Regions from separate parts of the Homo sapiens genome. Here region 1 is linked to region 2. Evidence: read pairs that join two places in POLR2A ChIA-PET (ENCODE). Cell type or tissue: CD4-positive, alpha-beta T cell. All regions are shown on one strand. Each heading gives the region's core, and the rest is flanking DNA. Links, peaks and the distances in the headings are about the cores only.

Evidence for each region. ChIA-PET counts read pairs that join two places held together with the same protein. Peaks named below come from ENCODE experiments on the same cell type or tissue, not always from the same donor. Only the 100,000 strongest peaks of a DNase experiment are listed, where the experiment ranks them.
Region 1: POLR2A ChIA-PET joins it to region 2 with 107 read pairs; 17 of 35 experiments call an interaction of 5 or more read pairs at or near these places.

What each region holds. Positions count from the first base shown.
Region 1 is chr20:38,867,051-38,876,327 of GRCh38, reverse strand. The region is part of intron 2 of PPP1R16B (protein phosphatase 1 regulatory subunit 16B); the gene reads right to left. It also overlaps the pseudogene RN7SL116P. Among named protein-coding and RNA genes, the nearest start is that of FAM83D, 55 kb to the left of the region's middle. RefSeq lists enhancers at 2,721-3,040, 4,989-5,078, 5,099-5,158, 5,287-5,857. In CD4-positive, alpha-beta T cell, for the core only: no CTCF peak of the experiment used is centred there; DNase peaks (open chromatin) are centred at 667, 1,327, 3,027 and 5,407; H3K4me3 peaks cover 2,896 bases; H3K27ac peaks cover 4,327 bases.
Region 2 is chr20:38,800,270-38,811,170 of GRCh38, reverse strand. PPP1R16B (protein phosphatase 1 regulatory subunit 16B) reads right to left here and starts at 5,474. Exons shown (of 11, transcript NM_015568.4): 1 at 5,379-5,474. RefSeq lists enhancers at 2,279-2,328, 2,389-2,438, 4,018-4,856, 5,885-6,154, 5,437-6,298 and 1 more and silencers at 4,425-4,774, 4,835-5,054, 5,245-5,624. In CD4-positive, alpha-beta T cell, for the core only: CTCF peaks have their summits at 4,545 and 4,827 (motif pointing right); DNase peaks (open chromatin) are centred at 3,750, 4,770, 5,500, 6,050 and 1 weaker place; H3K4me3 peaks cover 3,803 bases; H3K27ac peaks cover 4,782 bases.

The DNA of each region.
Region 1 (9,277 bases), core at 1-8,000, 67 kb before region 2:
AAAAACTTTGCTGATCCTCAGGGTAATGCTTTTCAGCTAACAAAATATGTTCAATGGCTGAGAGTGGTGGCTCATGCTTGTAATCCAAGCACTTTGGGAGGCCAAGGCGGGCAGATCACCTGAGGTCAGGAGTTCGAGACCAGCCTGGCCAACATGGTGAAACCTGTCTCTACCAAAAATACAAAAATTTAGCTGGGCATGGTGGTAGGCACCTGTAATCCCAGCTACTTGGGAGGCTGAAGCAGGAGAATCGCCCGAACCCGGGAGGCGGAGTTGCAGTGAGTTAAGATCCCACCATTGCACTCCAGCCTGGGCAACAAGAGCGAAACTCCATCTCAAAAAAAAAAAAAAAAAAAAGTTCAAAACCACAGTCTCATTTCACCCTCACAATAAAAGTCTCCTGGTCCCTGGTAGGAGAGGAAGAAACAAATATAAGTCCAAGGTGAACCCTGGGATCGTGGCCAGGAAGGGAACAGACAGATCGGGCCCAGTTCCTTCACCTGTCAAGAAGTGAAAGGTGCACGAACCTCCCCCGAGAGCCTGCTGTTGCTTCTGGCTGTCCCCACTGTCTCTACCCCCGGCCCCAACTCAGCCACCTCTCCCCTCTGAAAGCAGCCACATTTCCTGTCAAGAGCGTGACCTTCTGAAACCTGCATGGTGGAGGCTGCAGCTGCAAAAAGGATGGTATTTTTATCCAGACCCTGCTTCCTGTTTGCTTCGCTGGGGGGTTTTGTTTGCGGGTGTTTGATTTTGTCATTTCTGATACAGACTCGGTTCCCATGTCAAAACAAAACAGAGAAGTCTGGCTCCTGCAAGGTATGCTGACTGCCTTGCAGCCCCACCTGCCTGGGGGGCCCTGTCCTGCTACTCTCCCTGCATGCTGCACAATCTCCTGTGACTTCCAGATACCCATCTTCTGCCCGTGCAGCAGCAGAAACCAGGGCAGCTGGGTGGGCAGAGAGGAAACAGGAGCATTTCTGCTGCAGGAAATGGAAAAATCCACTCTCTTATCAGACAGGAACAGCTAGAGAGTAGCTGGCTGGGCCCGGAGGGGAGCAAGCTGCAAGTTTTCCAGGGCTTCTGGAACCCTCTGTTCCTGGCTCAGAGAGGACCAGGACAGGATGTAGGTAGAGTGATGTATGGGACTTGGGAGCCATTTGCTGAAAATGTCCTGAGCTCTCGGACCTGCAGGATGGATCATTTGCTGATGCTCCCAGCAATAGACAAAAATGCCATGGTCTTCAACCCTCGTATCCTCACAGCTCAGCCAGATGTGGGAACAGACAGCAGATGCATATCAGCATCTAACAAGCCTGCGATAAGAAGAGCTCATGTTTACTGAGCACTTGCTGTTGCCCAGCCCTGAGTCTAGCATGTGTAGGAAATGATCTCATTTAATGCTTACAACAGCCCAAGGCAAATGTGAGGCAGGCTCTAATGAGCTCCTATTTTACAGTTGGGGATACTGAGGCACAGTGAGTTTAATTAACTTGCCCCAATCTACTCAGCTGGTAAGAGGCTCCAATACCCCCACACTTGACCCATGCTTGCTCCACCATGAGAATGTATGAGAGAGCCAAACTTGACCCCAGGTTTTAAGAGTTGGGGATCTGCATGCAGCCCAAAGCCTTCCTGTTTCCTCTTCTGCCAGCAAGCCTAGTGCCAGGCTCTGAGCCCAAGGGATGAAAGGGCCAGTCTGACCTTTGCTCCAACCACTTCCACCCTGGAGAGAAGCCATCAAAGCACACTGTTGGGGAATATGCAGTCTACCTAAGCATTGCACCTGGTATGAAGACACACGTGTAGTGGTTCAGAATTCAGACCCCACCATTTCCCAGTGGTTTGATCTCAGATGTGTCATCTCCTCTATCTGAGCCTCAGTTTCCCCATCTGTAGAATGGGGACTATAATCTCATAAGGTTGTCTGAGAATTAGATTATAAAGTGCTGACCATAGTGTCTGGAATGAGTAAAGTGTTTAGCTACTAGCTGGCTCTCCCCTACCCCACCTCCTGGCTCCAGCAGGCACCCCTCAGGAATGTAGGGCCCAGTCTTCAAGCTCCAAGACAACAAATAGCAGCACCAGATACAGTTATCTTTGGAGATCTGTGGACTGACTACAAGATAAGGCCAAAGGGCAGTTTGGGCATTGTGGTCAGTCTCCAAGATGCCACCCAAGTACCCCAGCCTCCTAGGATTCACCTTCTTGTCCAGTTCCCTCCCCCAGTGAACAGGGCTAATGTGTCACCAATAGGATGGAGTGTGCCTTGTGAGTCTGGGTCATAAAAGATGTTTCAGCTGGCCAGGCACGGTGGCTCATGCCTGTAATCCCAGAACTTTGGGAGGCCGAGGCGGGCAGATAACCTGAGGTTAGGAGTTTGAGACCATCCTGGCCAACATGGTGAAACCCTGTCTCTACTAAAAATACAAAAATTAGCCGAGTGTGGTGGCACATGCCTGTAATCCCAGCTACCTGGGAGGCTGAGGTAGGAGAATCGGTTGAACCCAGGAGGCAGAGGTTGCAGTGAGCTGAGATCACGCCAGCCTGGGCAACAGAGTGAGACTCCATCTCAAAAAAAAAAAAACAAAAAAAAGATGTTTCAGCTTCTGTCTTGCCCCTTGGATCACCTGTTCTGGGAAAGCCAGCTGTCATAGTGTGGACTTAGCAGTCCTGTGAAAAGACCACCAGTGAGGGAGTGAGGCCTCCTGCCAACAGCGTGTGAGCGCCATCTTAGAATCAGATCCCCTAACCCAGTCAGGCCTTGGCCCACATATTGACGACAGCCTCCTGAGAGACCCTGAGCCCAAACCACCCAGCGACCCCGGGTTCCTGACTCACAGAAACTGTGAGAACACAGACATCTGTTGTTACTTTCACTTAACACCTTTTGGGGTGATTTGTTACGCAGCATACATAATGAGTGCCCCCAGAGAAGAGGCTCAACAGGAGGAAGTGGTCTCAAACCTGAAGGCATCACGCTGAGCTGGGCACCACGAGAACCGAAGAGCCCAGGCCTCCCAGACGTCTCAGAACCCAACCTCCCCCTCACCCACAGCCAGTCAAGTTTCCGTTAACCAGGGAAATTCTTTGCTGAACCCCACAGCTGACTAAGGGTTTCTATTTCCACCCACAGTGCAGAGAACCGTCCACATTTGTCACTCATCACCCAGGTCTGTTTCTTGTTCTGGGAGCACAGCCCAGGCTTCCCCACCGTGTGAGGATGGAACTGGGTCCTGACGCACCCTCCTGAGCTAAGGGTGCCACTGCCCTGGCAGGAGAGGTGGGACGGAGGTGGAAACCCCTGTCCTCAGCAGCCATGCACAGTTTTCTGATCAGCAGGGGAGTTTTGACCTGCTCTGTTTCCGACCTGGGCCACTTCATCCCTCCTTAGGCACCCTGATGGTCCTCCGCTCCCGGGAGGTCACCATATTAATGCCAAACTTAGTGCCGACACCCGATCAGCATAGCGCACTACAGCCCAGATCTCCCAGACCCAAGTGATCCTCCTGCTTCAGCCTACCGAGTAGCTGGGACTACGGGCATGCGCCACCGTGCCGCACACCCACAGTTTTCTAAATCACAAACCTAAGTGCTCCCCTCTCTCCTTCTCAGAAACCTCTCCTGGCTCCTCTCTGCCTTCACAGGGTTCGTGGTCTAGCCCAGTGGTTCTCAGTGATCCCTGGACCAGCAGCAGCAGCAGCACCTGGGAATTTGCTGGCAATGCAAATCCGGTGGCCCTACCCCAGCCCTGCTGGATCAGGAACCCTGCAGGAGGGGGGTGTCTAACAATCTACGCTTTAACAAACCCTGCCAGTGATTCCAGTGCACTGTCAAGTTTGAGAATGGTGTCTCCAGCTTCCTCTCTAACCAGTCTTCTCTGCCTCCTGCGCTCTAGAAATGCCCAACTCCTCTCTCCCTCCTTTCCCGCTCCGCAAATGTTCGCCAGGCACCAACTCTGCACCAGGTGCAGGGCTACAGCAGTGAACCAGACAGACGCCAGTCTGCCCTCTCAGAGCTTGCAATCTGCTTCCCTAGTCTGGAATGCCCTTCCCTCCTTCCTCCAAGCAGAGTCTCTGCCCAGCCGTCACACCCAGTGCAGGAGGCATTCAATAAACATTAGGTGAACAGTAAGTGAGCAAATGATTAAATGACTGAAGGCACCACCCGGTGAAGTCTTCCTTGACTCTGACTTAAGTGCCCTCAGCAGGCTCTGTGCACCTCAGTCAGAGTGCCTGCCACCCTCCACGGTGTCCAGGGCTGGGGAGCACTTGAAATGTGCATAATCCAGATTGAGACGTGCTAGGGGTGACCTTGAAGATTTAGTGTGAAAAAGATATGTAACATACCCATTAATATTTTTATACTAAATACATATTGAAATAATGTTGAGTTAAATAATTATTCAAATTAATTTCACCTGTTCCTTGCCTGCTTTACTGGAACTATTAGAACATTTAAAATTACATATGTGGCTTACATTATTTTTCCATTGATCAGAGCTGAGCTAGATTGTAAATACTTAGTTACATTACCATGGGCACACCTGCACCCACAGTCACATGACGATGAGCTCTGTGAGGGTATCTCTGCCCATTTATCTTCCCTCCGTCCCTCCCTCTGTTCCTTCCCCTTTCTTTCCCTCCCTCCCTCCTTCCTTCCCTCCCTCCCTCCCTTCCCCTTTCTTTGCCTCCCTCCTTCCTTCCTTCCCTCCCTCCTTCCTTCCCTCCCTCCCTCCCTCCCTTCGTTCCTCTCTTCCTTACTCTCTACCTCCCTACACTCCTCCTTCTCAATCCTTCCCTTTCATCCCCCTTCTCTCTCCTTCTTCCCACAGACATTGATTGAACATCTGTTCTTGTATCCCTCCATGAAGCTTGGCACAAAGCAGGTGTCCACAATGTTTGCTGAATGAATAAACCAATCCTCAGAATGCATACTGGCCCAGAGGTGACCCTGAGGGCATTTGCCTCCTATTGAATTCCCCATACCTGCTTGTTTGAGTGCAGGTTTCCCATTTCATTTCAAAAGGAGCCAAATTCCAAAGATGTTCTTATGTAACATGGGGCTGGGGTCAGTTTTCTTCTTGCATACGGGGTTCATGTGCGCTCAGGTACTGGGGCCAGGACTCTGTGTACAGGACACCTTGTTCTCAAAGCTCCAGGAGGTTGGCCAGGGCGTGGGCTTGAGCTTGCGGCTTTAGGGTCAAGCTCTCTAGTGAGAGGAGGGCACCAGGCTGAGCTATGTGCTGCCTCACCCACACCTCCGAGGTCCTGGGATGATGAGGGTACACACGGGTCAGGGAGATGCAGGCATCCGAGCCCTGTTTAAAGGTGCAGCTGCGGTAAACTGGGGCCCAGGTGTGAATCACTGCAGGACTGCAGTAAACTGGGGACTGGGTGTGAATCACTGCAGGAATTACATGCCTGCTTCCTGATAAGTCTCCGTCACAGCTGCCACTAACCACGCCCCAACCCTCCAGCCCTCCAGTTTGAGAGGCTGCAAGACACTAGAATGAGCCACAATATCCCAGCCGAGCTGCCTCTTGGAGCTGAGAACGCAGCAAGGAAATTGGCCCAGAGTCTGGCCCTTCATGTCTCCGGTCCTGCTTGCAGCTAAGACAAAGTTGTGGCCCCTACAGTATGGGCCATCAGCCAGCAGGAGCATCCCTGTCCCTTCCCTTCCCACTGTTTCACACCTTCCTAACTTTGCACTGAACCACCAGAGGCTTTCACTGCCCCAGGGCCCCTGCTTGTGCTATTTTGTTCTGCCTAGAACACTCTCCTCTAGCCCAGCCTCCCCATCCTTCTGCATGGCTGGCTCAGTTCTCATCCTTCAGGTCTCTTAAGTGTCACCTCCTCAGAGGGACCCACCTGACTGGCCTTCCTATACACACACTGTCCCTCTGTTCCCTATCAAAGCACCTTGCTTACTCCTTCACAGCATTTAGTCAGACTTTTAAATGGTAGGTTATGTGTATGTGGACTTGTAGTTTCCCCCTATAGTTTATAAACCCTACAAGGACAGGGACCTTTTCTATTTACTTATAAATGAGTCCTGGCACACCACAGGTGCTCAATAAATTTTTGCTCTGCAGGCCGGGCGTGGTTGCTCACACCTGTAATCCCAGCACTTTGGGAGGCCAAGGCGGGTGGATCACTTGAGGTGAATCACTTGAGGTCAGGAATTCAAGACCAGCCTGGCCAACATGGTGAGACCCCATCTCTACTAAAAATACAAAAATTAGTCAGGCATGTTGGTGGGCACCTGTAATCCCAGCTACTCAGGAGGCTGAGGAAGGAGAATTGCTTGAACCCAGGAGGTGGAGGTTGCAGTGAGCTGGGATCGCGTCACTGTGTTCCAGCCTGGGCGACAGAGAGAGACCGTGTCTTAAAAAAAAAAAAAAATAAATAAATAAAATTTTTGCTCTGCAGTGAAGGCAGGCAGACAGGTCCATCTTTATGTGGCAGCGGGATGGGGGTGGGGCAGGGATTTGCAGGGGAGGGGGTTAATGAACTGCCACTTTTGCCTTAAGGAATCCTATCTTCCCCTTTAATATATTCCATAGGCCAGGACATGACTTTCCAGGCCCTCAAACCACACATCTAAAAAATCTTCGCATATAAGTTGAGCAAATGAAGGCTCACACAGGGTCCATACTATGTGATTCCACTTGCATGACTTTCCAGAAAAAGCAAACTAACAATATACTTCACACCCACTAAAATGACTATAATTTCTTTAAAAACAGACAATAACAAGTGTTGATAAGCATGTGGAGAAACTGGAACCCTTGTACACTGCTGGTGAGGATATAAAATGGTGCGTAGCTACTGTGGAAAACAGTTTGGCAGTTCTCCAAAAAGTTAAAAATAGGCCAGGCGCGGTGGCTCACGCCTGTAATCCCAACACTTTGGGAGGCTGAGGTGGGTGGATCACCTGAGGTCAGGAGTTCGAGACCAGTTTGACCAACATGGTGAGATTCCATCTCTACTAAAAATACAAAAATTAGCTGGGCATGGTGGTGCACGCCTGTAATTCCAGCTACTCGGGAGGCTGAGGCACGAGAATCACTTGAACCCAGGAGGTGGAGGTTGCAGTGAGCCAAGATCGTGCCACCCGCATTCAGCCTGGGTGACACGTCAAGACTGTCTCAAAAATAAATAAATAAAAAAAAATAAAATGGCTAATTTTTTATGTGCATATCACCTCAAAAAAAAGACAAAAAGGAAAAAAATAGCCTTTAGTGGGGAAAAAAACCATCAGAACAATAGCTGCCTGGAAGAGCGTAGGGGATTGACTGGGAAGGGACACAGGGGAACTTTTTGGACTGATGGCAGTGTCCTAGAGAAATATAACATAGGCCACATATGTGATTTGAAATGTTTTGTTAACAACATTTAAAAAATAAAAACAGGTGATATTTTAATGATATATTTTACCTAATCCATATGTCCAAAATATTATAATTTTATCATGTAACCAGTATTTCATAATTCTGCCTCTTGACTGCAGTGCTGGTCACACAAATCTGCTCCTGCCATCAAAGATTTCACAGAGCCAAACACACACATCCATACACAAATGAATGCATATAAAACTGGCAAAATCTGGATCCAATTGGTGAACCGTATCAATGTCAATTTACTGGTTGTGATAACATATATTAGTTTTGCAAAATGTTACCATTTGGGAGGCTGAGGCGGGAGGATCACTTGAGGCCAGGAGTTCAAGACCAGCCTGACCAACATAGTGAAACCCCGTCTGTACTAAAAACAAAAACTAGCCAGGCGAGGTGGCATGTGCCTGTAATCCCAGCTACTCAGGAGGCTGAGGCAGAAGAATCACTTGAACCCAGGAGACAGAGATTGCAGTGAGCTGAGATCACGCCACTGCACTCCAGCCTGGGTGACAGAGTGAGACCCTGTCTCCAAAAAAAAAAAAAACTTACCATTTGGGTAAACTGGGTGTAGAACAGAAGGGATCTCTCTGTATTTTTTTTAACTGCATGTAAATCTATAATTATCTCAAAGTAAAAAGGCATGAGCTTAGCTCACAGGGGTGGGCCATGGGGTCCTGAGGTGAAACGCAGGAGTGGTGTGGGCATGCAGTTGTTCAGAGGGACTGTGCCCGGCGTGTACACTGTGCTGAGCAAACCAGAGTGAGCCTTTGCTCTGTGGAGCTCACAGTGATGCACAGTAACAAGAAAGCCCTGAAATAGATGGAAAACAGCCCAGGGGAGGAGCAGTAAGAAAAGGCAACCCATGCTATGAGGGTGCATAGTGCCCAGGCACGGCCTCAGCACACTCACAGGACTGCAATTTTAGGGGGAAACACCAACTGATAGAATCAAAGAATCACGGCCAGGTGTGGTGGCTCACACCTGTAATCCTGGCACTTAGGGAGGCCAAGATGGGCGGATCACCTGAGGTCGGGAGTTTGAGGCCAGCCTGGCCAACATGATGAAACCCCGTCTCTACTAAAAATACAAAAATTAGCTGGGCGTGGTGGCGGGCGCCTGTAATCCCAGCTACTCGGGAGGCTGAGGTAGGAGAATTGCTTGAACCCAGGAGGCGGAGGTTGCAGTGAGCCAAGTTCACACCATGGCACTCCAGCCTGGGCAACAGAGCAAGACTCCATCTCGGGGGGAAAAAAAAGAATCAAAGAATCACAAGAGCTGACAGCTAACACATTTTGGAAATGCTAACACATTTTGGACAACTAACATATTTTGGAAATATTCCTCTGTGCCAGGCACTGTGCTAAAGCAAGGCTTCATTTAGCTCTGGTACAACCCTTTTAAGTAGGTAGTGTATTATTATTCTATTTAACCAAAAGAAAAACTGAGGCACAGAGAGATTGAATGGTTTGCCCAAGTTCACCCAATAGGCAACAGAGCTAGGATTTGAGCCCAGATGGTCTCGCTCCAGATCCCAGCATCTGAACCATGGACCCTGGTGACTCCTGAGTTGGACCACACAGGAAGCTCATCTGTCCCTGGTGGATCTTTAACTATCCCCATCCCCCAGAATCACTCCCCACCTCGTCCCCATCAGCACCAGGCTGATGTTTGGACATGAATGGCTGGTGAGATCAAGGAGCCAAGACCACAGTGCCCTTTGGGGACATCGCTTTAACCATCACTGCAGAGGTGGACCTTAGGGTGACTCCAGCCTGGGTGTGTGTGGTTGGCGGGGGACAGGGGGTCTATCCACACAATGTAACATGATCCAGATGTAAAAGGAATAATGTACTGACACATGCTACAGCGTGGATGAACCCG
Region 2 (10,901 bases), core at 1,466-9,465:
CACCATCTTGCCACATCAATCAAGCTGCACATTGCCTGCATCAAGGCACATCTGTGGGCGAAGGAATGCCATTCTAGATTCTGAGACATCCAAGAACACCTCCCCACAAAGCGTCTGCACCCAGGAATTTCCCCAAAGTCAGGTTACATACCCAGAGCACACCCCACTGTGACCCATCTCCAAAATGCCTACTGCCCAGCGCCCAAAGGTACACAAAGCAAAAGAGGCCAGATATTCTGCAGTCAGCCTTAGATTTACAAAGTGTGTGAAGAAGGTGGTGAAGGATAGCACATGGCAACTTTGAGATGCCCCCCAAGACGTGAGTTCCTGTCACTTACAAGCTGCATGCCCTTTAGCAAATTGCCTCACCCTCTGTGCCTCGGTTTCTCCCTCTGTGCAGTGGGGGATAAGTGCATTCATTTCAACGGATTGGTATGAGAATTCAATGGCGATGCAAGTAAAGACCTTTGACAGTGACCAGCATCCAGAAATGCACTTGGTGCTATATCATGATCAATCAGTGAGTCAGGTCATGACGCTTCCTCCACTTCTACCCTCTTCTCTCAGGTGAGAAACTGAGTCCCAGGAAGAGAGAAACAAGTGCAGAGGTGGGAAAAGCATCTCAGGAAGAGGGAGTGGACCTCTTCTTCTTCGTGCTTCCTGGGTGGAATGAAGAGGGAAGGATGGTGAATGTATGGATAGTTGAGCAGAGACCAGCCCTTCCTCCCATGCAAAAGTTAATCCTGAAGTTTCCTGGACAACCCTCACTAGAGAACCACCCTCCAAGGAAGGTGCAGAGGGACTGCCTCGGGTCAGTGAGTGTTTAATCCTTCGGGGCTCCCGGCAGGATAGCCTCTGCTACCTCCCTGGCCTTGCTTCTGCCTCCATCAAACTTTCTCATGACTCTGCTCCATCAGCAACTCCTCCCACTGCTCTCCAAAAACATCCAGCACTTTTAAGCCTCGGTGCCTCTGCACATGCTGTTCTCCCGGCTAGGGCTGCCCTACCACCTGGAAAACTGTCACTGAAGGGCTCAACATGCTCCCACAGCAACTTTTGCCCACCTGTTATTGGCAATAATAGACTAATAATAGCAACGAACATCTGTGAGCACTTATTAATATCTAGAAAGCCCAAGCTGGGTTTTTAAGTTTTTTGGTTTTGTTTTTTTTTTTTTTTTTTTTTCGAAACAAGGTCTTACTCTGTTGCCCAGGCTAGAGTGCAGAGGTGCACGCAATCATGGCTCACAGGAGCCTCCACTTCCCCCGTTCAGGTGATTCTCCCACCTCAGCCTTCCAAGTAGCTGGGACTACAGGTGCACACCACCATGCCTGGCTAATTTTTTGTATTTTTTGTAGAGACGGGGTTTTGCCATATTGCCCAGGCTAGTCTCGAACTCCTGGAGTCAATCAGTCTGCCCACCTCTGCCTCCCAAATTGCTGGGATTACAGGCATGAGCCACCGCACCTGGTCCAAGCTAGGTTTTTTATCCACAGTGTCTCACTTCTCTCCTCACATCATCATCTTAGGGAGGTGGCTTATCTGCTTGAGAGGTAAGGCCTCTGTCCATCCTCACCCAGCTACAAGGTGGCAGCTTCAAGATTCAGACCTGGGTCAGCCTGAGCCATGTGGATCTGCTCGTCACTCTCTCTTCTTGCTGTTGCAGCCTTTATCCCACAGTGTCCTCATTATCTGTCTCCAGGCCTGCCTCTCCCCATAGAGGGAGAACTCTGAGAGCTGCCTCATTCATCTTGAAATCCCTTGCTAAGCACAAGGGCTGGGATGGAATAAACGTCTTTTGAATGAATCAATGAATCCTGGAAAATGGCAGTCAGCTGAGAAAGGCTAAGTGGCTGCTCACAGACTCCCCGGGGAAAAGCTGGTGCTAGACTCAAGTTCCCAGGAGTGAGCCCCCACCCCCGCCCCAGGAGACAGGCTGAGAGGCTTTCCCCGTCCTGATGGCTACAGGCAGAAGAGACAGGGTCGCACTCACTCCCCACCCTAGCACTGGAGGAGGTGGGACCTTTGAGAGTCCAACACAAAGGAGGAAATAGTAGTGATGGTGACAATGATCATTTCCTGCATTCCTACCCACACCAGATGCTGTACTGAGCACTTTTTTTTTTCTTTTTCTTTTTGAGATGGAGTCTCGCTCTGTCACCCAGGCTGGAGTGCAGTCATGTGATCTCGGCTCATTGCAACCTCCTGCTCCCGGGTTCAAGCAATTCTCGTGCCTCAGCCTCCCAAGTAGCTAGGACTACAGGCATGCGCCACCATGCTGCACTAATTTTTGTATTTTTAGTAGAGATGGGGTTTCACCATGTTGGCCAGCTGGTCTCGAACTCCTGACGTCTAGTGATCCTCCCGCCTTGGCCTCCCAAACTGCTGGGATTACAGGTGTGAGCCACTATGCTCCACCCTAGTACTGAGCACTTTCTATGTGTTAATGGTCTCATGGAATCCTTACAATCCCACAAAGTAGGCATTACTGTGATACCTATTTTACAAATGAGAAAACCAGACTCAGAGAGATTAAGTCATGTATACAGGGTCACAGAGCTTTTAGGTATAGATCCCTAATTAAAATTAGACCTCTCTGGCTCCCTCACTCTTCATACTCGTAGCTTTCTGTAAGAGGCAGGCTTGTCCGAGCCCTTCTTGAAGCCCAATTGCTAAGATGCACTCAGGACAGTGAAGGTTTTCCTGGTCTCTGCTGGAAGAGTGCCAGTTGGGACCTCCTGGTCAACAAATGTGACAAGAGTCCTGGGTGCAGGAGGGGTGGTGGCTAGGTTGGGAGAGGGGAGGGAAAGGTTGGGGGGATGGGGTCCCAAGAGTCCAAGCACAGCACCTGAATTCAGGTATGTGCCTTCTGCCTTCTCCTAAACCAGGTTGGCTGCAGCCTCTGTTGCTACACTTGGGGCATGGAGCTGGTTTTGAGAGGAGCTGAGCCCCAGTTTTCCCATCTGCAAAATGGGAATCAGTAATGCCTACTTCACGGGGTTGTGAGGATTCTGTGAGGCCATCACACATAGGCCTAGTTTCCAAAGGGCTCAAATGGGCTCTGCAGAAAGGAGAAAGGTTCTGGCTTTAAGGAAAAACCACCTGCCTACATCAGTATCCTCTTAGCCCTGTGGCTCAAGCTCCTGAAATGACTTAACAGCTAGATTAGAATTTAACCTCCACTCCGTCAATTACCAGGGAGAGCAAAGTCTGAGTGGGCACAGGGCCTTGCCTACCGTGTCTTTCTAGGCCATGGATGATCTGGAGAGCACAGATGGCACGGGGCCCTTGACACATGAACCACAGAGCCACTAATGAGTGTCACGGTGGTAGGAGACCAAAAGAGGGGAAAGAAGACATTACAGAGGCTGGGAAGAGCTGGAGCCAGGAAGGTTCCAGGACAGGGGAACACTGTTAGGTAGACCCCAGTAGACAAGTAGGCACAGAGTTGACAGTCCAGGGTGGCCTGGTTGACATCTTGCCCCCAGCATCCTGGGGACTCAGCCAGGAAGATGGGATTTGGGTGACAGGTGGGAGAGAAGGGCATGGGAGATTTGTGTGGGAAGGGCCGTGTGAGCAGGCAGCCGGCTGGAAGGATTTGCTGGCCCCCACCGGCCTCCTGCAAGCTGGCTTTTTATGACAGAGCTGGGGGAGGAAGATGTGGAAACTCCCCCAGCCCCTGCAGAACCACCCACCAGGGCTCCACTTCTGCACCTGTCTAAGAGAGACACGCCCCACTCAAAGCCAATCCCGAGGGCGGCCAGTATTGGCCAAGGAGTGTTCATCCTCCCGCTCTGCTGCACCCAGCCTCTCCCTCATCTCCCCACAGCCTGGCGGCTGTTAGCCCCGTATCTTAGAGGCAGTTGAGACTCCAGAAGCCAAGTACCTTGCCCACGAGTAGACAGCTAGTCGCTGGCTGGGCTAAGAAGCTTTATTACCAGCCTTGGAGGAGGCCTCCTAGATGGACGGTTTTTCTCCGGTGCTTCACCAGCCGCAGGAAATGGCAGGGTACACAGGGAAGTACCCCTGCGGACTGAGGCCGCCATCGGCAGGCCCTTTCCAGGGAGAGCCCTGCGGGAAAGGGCGCCTGTACCTCCGGGCCCCGGGTCCTCCACAGAGGGTGATTCAGAGGCGGCACCTGGTGTCCAGAGCCGCGGAGAGCTGGGGGGCTCTTCTGACAGTGAAAACAGGGGCCCTTTATGTGAAATGCAATCACATGGGCGCGCAGGCAGCTCGGTTTTCGGTTCCTAGAAGCGCTGATGAAGCCACATCCCTCTCCCTCCGCTCCTGAGGTGCCCGGGAGCACCGGGACCCAGGCCTGGCGCGCGGCAGCGGCGCAGCCCTGGGGTCTCAGGAGGGCCAGATTCAAAGCTCTCCCAGGCTCAATTATCCTCCAAGGGCTGGGAGCTGCATCATCAGCATCTCCAGTGAAGCTGGAGGCCGGGCCGGGGTGGGGGAGCGGAGGAAGGGAGTCTACATGGGGGAAGGAGGAGGGCAGCGAGCGCCTGCCTCCCGGCTCTCCACCCGGGGCGGTCTGGGCAGCTCAGCCTGGGCACTCCGGGTGACCTTGGGGAGACCCCTCTGGGCGACCTCTCAGGGGCGGCTGCACGTCTCCGCCCATCCTCGGCGCCCGGGGGCGCTCCTCTGGGCCGGAATCGATGAGCCGGAGTCGCCCAGAGGGGAGCGCTCCTGGCGCGGGGGACCCAGCCGCCGGCGCACGGGGCCCTGGGAGAGGCCGGGCGCGCCCCTCCCGGGGAACTACCACTCGCGGGGTCTCCCCGGGCTGGCTGGTGCTGTCAGCCGGATCCTGAGGCGGGGCGGGTCTGCAGGTGGAGGCGCCTGCCTTGGGGATCTTTCCCGCCCGGGCAGGAGCGCTCTCTGCGCCCTGCCGCTGCCCGCCAGGACCAAGCCCCGCCACGCGAGGGGGCGGCACCACCATGCCCGGCCGGGAGAGTGCGCGGGGGGGGGTTGTTTGGTGTCCGCTGTGGCTCCCGCCGCCCGGCATTGCACCCCCGGCAGACGGCGGCCCCATGAGTCCAGAACAGACCGAGGACCCCACCTCCCCGCCCCAAGATCGGTCTACGACGGCCGCAGCCAACAACCTGCCAATGCGCCCCCTCCCCTGGCCTCGTCAAGGAATTGCGAGGCCGGGGAGAACGCCCCCATTCCAGCCCGACTCCCGGACCTAGCGCTCTCGGTACCCGTCTTTCCAGAGTCCCCACACTCCCATTTATCTCAAGCTATCGTCCCTTGGCCAAAGCGCCCCGGCCCCCAGCTAGGTGATAGCAGGCTGGGACCACCTCCCCGCCCCATCCTCATCCCCCGCCCTGCGAAGCCGCAGAGCGCAAGGAGGGTGGTGGCGCCGCCGGGGAACTCACCCGCTCTCCCGAGCCCTGCCCCGGGCGGCTCCCGACCCCGGCTGTGTCTGTGGGTCCCCGAGCCGCAGCTGCTCCAGCGGCGACAGAGCTGGCTCTGCTCGGCCGCGAGCCTCCGCGCCGCCTCTCGGCTCCTCCCCCAAGGCGGGGCCTGAGCTCCTGGGACTGGGGTGGGCGCGCTCAACCCCATCCGGCTTGGGAGGCAGCGCGGGACAGGGTCCCGGCGCTCTCGGGTGGGGACCCCTCTTCTGAGCTGCAGGAAGTTGAAACCGGTTGGGACGTGGCCAGGCTTCGGAATAGTTTTCCTAACGCTGCCCCCTCCTCCAAAATAGTTTTCCTAACCCCCACCCCGACCATGGAAAGAGGGAAGCCAAGGACGGTATCCCTGCTCCCATTTGACAGACGGGAATCCTGAAGCCCAGAGAGGAGTGGTAACCTGCTCAAGGTCACACAGAATGAATGCCAGGGCCAGGAACTCAGGGTTCCTAGCTTGAAGGCCTGCGCGGCCTGAGTCTGAAGGCTTCCCAGGAGGTCCAGGGGCCGGCCCTGGCCTTGCGCTGGGGACAGATCTGTGGGGCCAGGTCCCCCAGCTGCTGGGGCCGAGACATGGGGGCTGTGGCCTGCGGTGTGGACTCGCATCATTTCCTCTTTCTGGAAAGAAGGGAGGTGAAGCGCTGGAGGAAGGAAGTGGTCGTACCTCTGCTGACGTCTGACGCCCTTTGAGATGTGCAGGATGAAGATAGGGGCTGCTTCCCTGAGATTTAACGCTAAAAATAAAAAGCAAAACATACCCGGTGGCTTCTGTCACCTCATTCAAGCCTCTTTCTGGGGCTGAAGGCCTCTGCACTCTGTGCACCAGCCTTTCTTTACAACACAATGGGTTTAACTATTTAAGTTGCTGAGAGTCACCCCCCACCATCACCACCCCAGGAAGAGAAAAGAAAGTTCATAAACAAAGCAGAGAAAACCTCCCCAAACATTCTCTGGAATCCACATTTGCTGAACCCTGGCCTTAGAACAATAGGTTTCTCTTCTCCACAAAGGCCTTGTTTCCTGAGCTTTCCCGGCCTACAGATGAGAGCCCTAGGCACCCCAGGGCCAGCCAGCTGGGGAAATTCAGAGTTTAAGTTTGGGGAGTTTGGGGATGGTACCCAGTTAATTTGATTCTCAGCTGTCATGTTTGAGGAACTCGCCCGAATCCTTTTTTTTTCACTGGCAATATTCTTTTGAGGCCACCAGCATCACCTGAGTTTAGTGATTTTCTGTTTGCTCAGTCACCTTTCTTGGGGGAGAGAAAATCTGTGGGTTGAACTTGTTCCAGGCCCCCAGGCCCTCTCCAGGAACTCTGTAAGCCCCCTTCATTGGCTCCCTGGCTCCCTCTCAGTTCATTAATAATCCAGTTGTGAATGACACTGTTTCAGGAAAAGCAATTAGACAGTAGAGCATGTGGGGAAGACTTAAAGCCATGTTTAAAATAACCCAAGGGAATCATTGTTCTCCGAAGAATGTTTCCATTGATTGATAATGAAGAGCCATGGGCTGAGAGGATGGGAACCCATCTCTCCAAGGCTTGTGTGGCACTTGGGGCCTGTGTTCCTAAAATAAGGCCTTTGGAGGGAGGGGGCTCCCAACTCCAATGTCATGCTGTTCATTCACCTCTCACACTGTGTTCGGTATCAAAAGTTAAAGTAAATTCAGAATAAGTTGGGGGACTCACAAGTCCTGATTTCAAAACTTACTAGGAAACTTCAGTCATCAAGGCAGGGTGGTACGGGTATAAGGATGGGCATACAGACCAATGGAATAAAACTGAGAGTCCAGACAGAAGCCCTTACACTTACTGCCAATTGATTTTCAACAAGAGTGCCAAGACAATTTAATGGGGAAAGAATAGTGTTTTCAAAAAATGGTGCTGGGACAACTGGATATCCACATGCAAAAGAATGAATTTGGATCCCTGCTTCATACTATATGCAACATATAGATCTAAATGTAAGAGCTAAAACTATAAAACTCTCTGAAGAAAACATAAGCCTAAATCTTCATGACTTTGGATTAAACAGTAGTTGCTTAGATATTAGCACAAGCAACAAAAGAAAAAAAAATAGATAAATTAAAAACTTTTGTGCTTTCAGGGGTATCATCAAGAAAGTGAAAAGTTATGGCTGGGCCTGGTGGCTCACACCTATAATCCCAGCATTTTGGGAGGTGGAGATAGGAGGATTACTTGAGGCCAGGAGCTCAAGACCAGCCAGGGCAACATAGTGAAACTCTGTCTCTACAAATTCTTTTAAAATTAGGCAGACGTAGTGGTTCATGATTGTAGTCCTAGCTATTTAAGAGGATTGCTTTTGCCTAGGAGTTCAAGGCTGCAGTGAGCTATGATGGTGCTACTGTACTCCCGCCTGGGTGACAGAGCAAGACCCTGTCTCTAAAAAAAAAAAAAAAAAAAAATTAAACATAAAAAGAACAAAAAGAGAGTGAAAAAATAACTGTTATAAGCTGAATTGTGTGCCCCCTCACCCCCATTCATATGCTGAACTGTACTGGTTACAGTCTCAGAACCTCAGAATGTAACTGTGGATGGAGATAAGGTCTTTAAAGAGGTGATCATCTTAAACTGAGGCCCTTGGATGGGGCCCTCATCCAATGACTGGTGTCCTCATAAGAAGAGACACTAGAGATGCGCCACACAGAGGAAAGACCAGAGGAAGGCACAGGGAGAAGAAGGTTAATTACAAACCAAGGAGAGAGGACTCAGGGCTGGGGGACCAGACCTGCCAACACCTTGATCTCAGAATTGTAGCCTTCAGAATTGTGAGGAATAAATTTCTGGGGGTTTGTTTTGTTTTGTTTTTTTGACATAGAGTTTCACTCTGCTGCCCAGGGTGGAGTGCAGTGGCACGATCTTGGCTTACTGCAACCTCCACCTCCCAGGTTCAAGCGATTCTCCTGCCTCAGCCTCCTGAGAAGCTGGGATTACAGGTGCATGCCCCCACGCTCGGCTAATTTTTGTATTTTTAGTAGAGTAAGGGTTTCACCATGTTGGCCAGGCTGGTCTCAAACTCCTGACCTCAAGTGATCCACCCACCTCGGCCTCCCAAAGTGCTGGGATTACAGGTGTGAGCCACCGCACCCAGCCAATTTCTGTTGTTTAAGCCACCCAGTCTATAGTATTATGTTATGGCAGCCTTGGCAAAATAATACAATATCCCACAGAACGGGAGGAAATATTTGCAAATCATATTCCTGGTAAGGGACTTATATCTAGAATATATAAGGAACTCTTACAACTCTATAATAAAGAGACAAATAATAAAAAATGGGCAAGGAGCCTGGGCAACATGGCAAAACCCTGACTCTACTAAAAATACAAAAAGTTAACTGGGCATGATGGCATGGGCCTGTAGTCCCAGCTACTGGGGAGGCTGAGGTGGGAGGATTGTTTGAACCTGGGAGGCAGAGGTTGCGGTGAACCAAGATCACACCACTGCACTCCAGCCTGGGCGACAGAGCGAGACCCAGTCTCAAAAAAAAAAAAAAAAAAAAAAAAAAAAAAAAAGGCCAAGGGATCTGGATAGACATTTCTTCAAAGAAGATAGATATACACATGGCCAAGATGCTCAACATCATTAGCAATGAAGGAAATGCAAAGCCACAATGAGATACCACTTCATACCCACTAAGATGGTTATAATAAAAAAGATAGGCAATAACCAGCATTGGTAAGGATATGGAGAAATTGGATCCTTCATACATTGCTGGTGGAAATGTAAAATGGTGCCGCTGCTTTGAAAACCAGTATGGCATTTCCTCAAAATTTAAAACATAGAGTTGCCAGATGACCCAGCAATTCTACTCCTAGGTATATACTCAGGAGAAATAAAAGCATACATACACAAAAATTTGTACACAAATGTTCATAGTAGCATTATTCACAACAGCTAAAAAGTGGAAACAAGGCCGGGCGCGGTGGCTCACGCCTGTAATCCCAGCACTTTGGGAGGCCGAGGCGGGCGGATCACGAGGTCAGGAGATCGAGACCATCCCGGCTAAAACGGTGAAACCCCGTCTCTACTAAAAATACAAAAAATTAGCCGGGCGTAGTGGCGGGCGCCTGTAGTCCCAGCTACTTGGGAGGCTGAGGCAGGAGAATGGCGTGAACACGGGAGGCGGAGCTTGCAGTGAGCCGAGATCCCGCCACTGCACTCCAGCCTGGGCGACAGAGCGAGACTCCGTCTCAAAAAAAAAAAAAAAAAAAAAAGTGGAAACAATCCAAATATCCATCAAATGATAATGGATAAATAAAACACGGTACAATCCACTATTACTTGGCAATCAAAATGAATGAAGCACATGCCACAACGTGAATGAACCTTGAAAACCTTGTGCTGAGTGAAAGAAGCCAGTTCCAAGGCCATACACATATTATATGATTGTATTTATAGGAAATGTCCAGAATAGGCTGATCTATAGAGACAGAAGTCAGATTGGTGATTGTCTAGAGCTGGGAGGGGGTTATTGGAGGCAAATGGGGGGTGACTCAAAAAGAGTACCAGTTTTTCTTTTGGAGGTGATAAAAATTTTTAAAATTGATTGTGGTGATGATCACGCAACTATGGATATATTAAAAACCACTGAATTATATACTTATAAGCCAGTGAATTGTATGGCATGTGGATTATATCTCAATAAAGTTTTTCAAAAAAAAAAGTTAAACTATGCTCTCATCCTCCACACCTCTCTCTCCTGTCCACAGGCAGGAAAGTCTCTTCCTTTATTTTGGAGGTCATCTGTGGTACCATCTGTAGTAAGACATTAAGGGACAGTCCAAGGCCACTGAATATTCTACGAGGCTATGGGAAAATGTTTGAGGGCCGCCAAATAAATAAATGGGCTCCAACATACAAAATCTAAACACTGATGTTTAAAAATATAGAGTTAAATGTCAACATAACTTTAGGTCAACCGGTCAACAGCAACTAAGTAAATTCATAGTTCCATAGAAATTATACAGAAGGTAGGCCGCGCGCGGTGGCTCACACCTGTAATACCAGCACTTTAGGAGGCTGAGGCAGGCAGATCACGAGGTCAGGAGATCGAGACCATCCTGTCTAACACGGTGAAACCCCGTCTCTACTAAAAATACAAAAAATTAGCCGGGCATGATGGCGGGCGCCTGTAGTCCCAGCTAGTCGTGAGGCTGAGGCAGGAGAATGGCGTGAACCCGGGAGGCGGAGCTTGCAGTGAGCAGAGATTGCGCCACTGCACTCCAGCCTGGGCGACAGAGCGAGACTCCGTCTCAAAAAAAAAAAAATTATACAGAAGGTAGAATTTGGGTGAATTATATAGTTGCTATGAGGCAAGGTCTAGAGATTCCTGAGTCTGTGAAAAATGAACTAATTTCAGTGTTTAAAGGGATTCATTCTAGAGGTTATCTGAACCAAGGTCTTTTGTTTGTTTGTTTTTTGAGACAGAGTCTCAGTCTCTCACCCAGGCTGGAGTGCAGTGGTACGATCTTGGCTC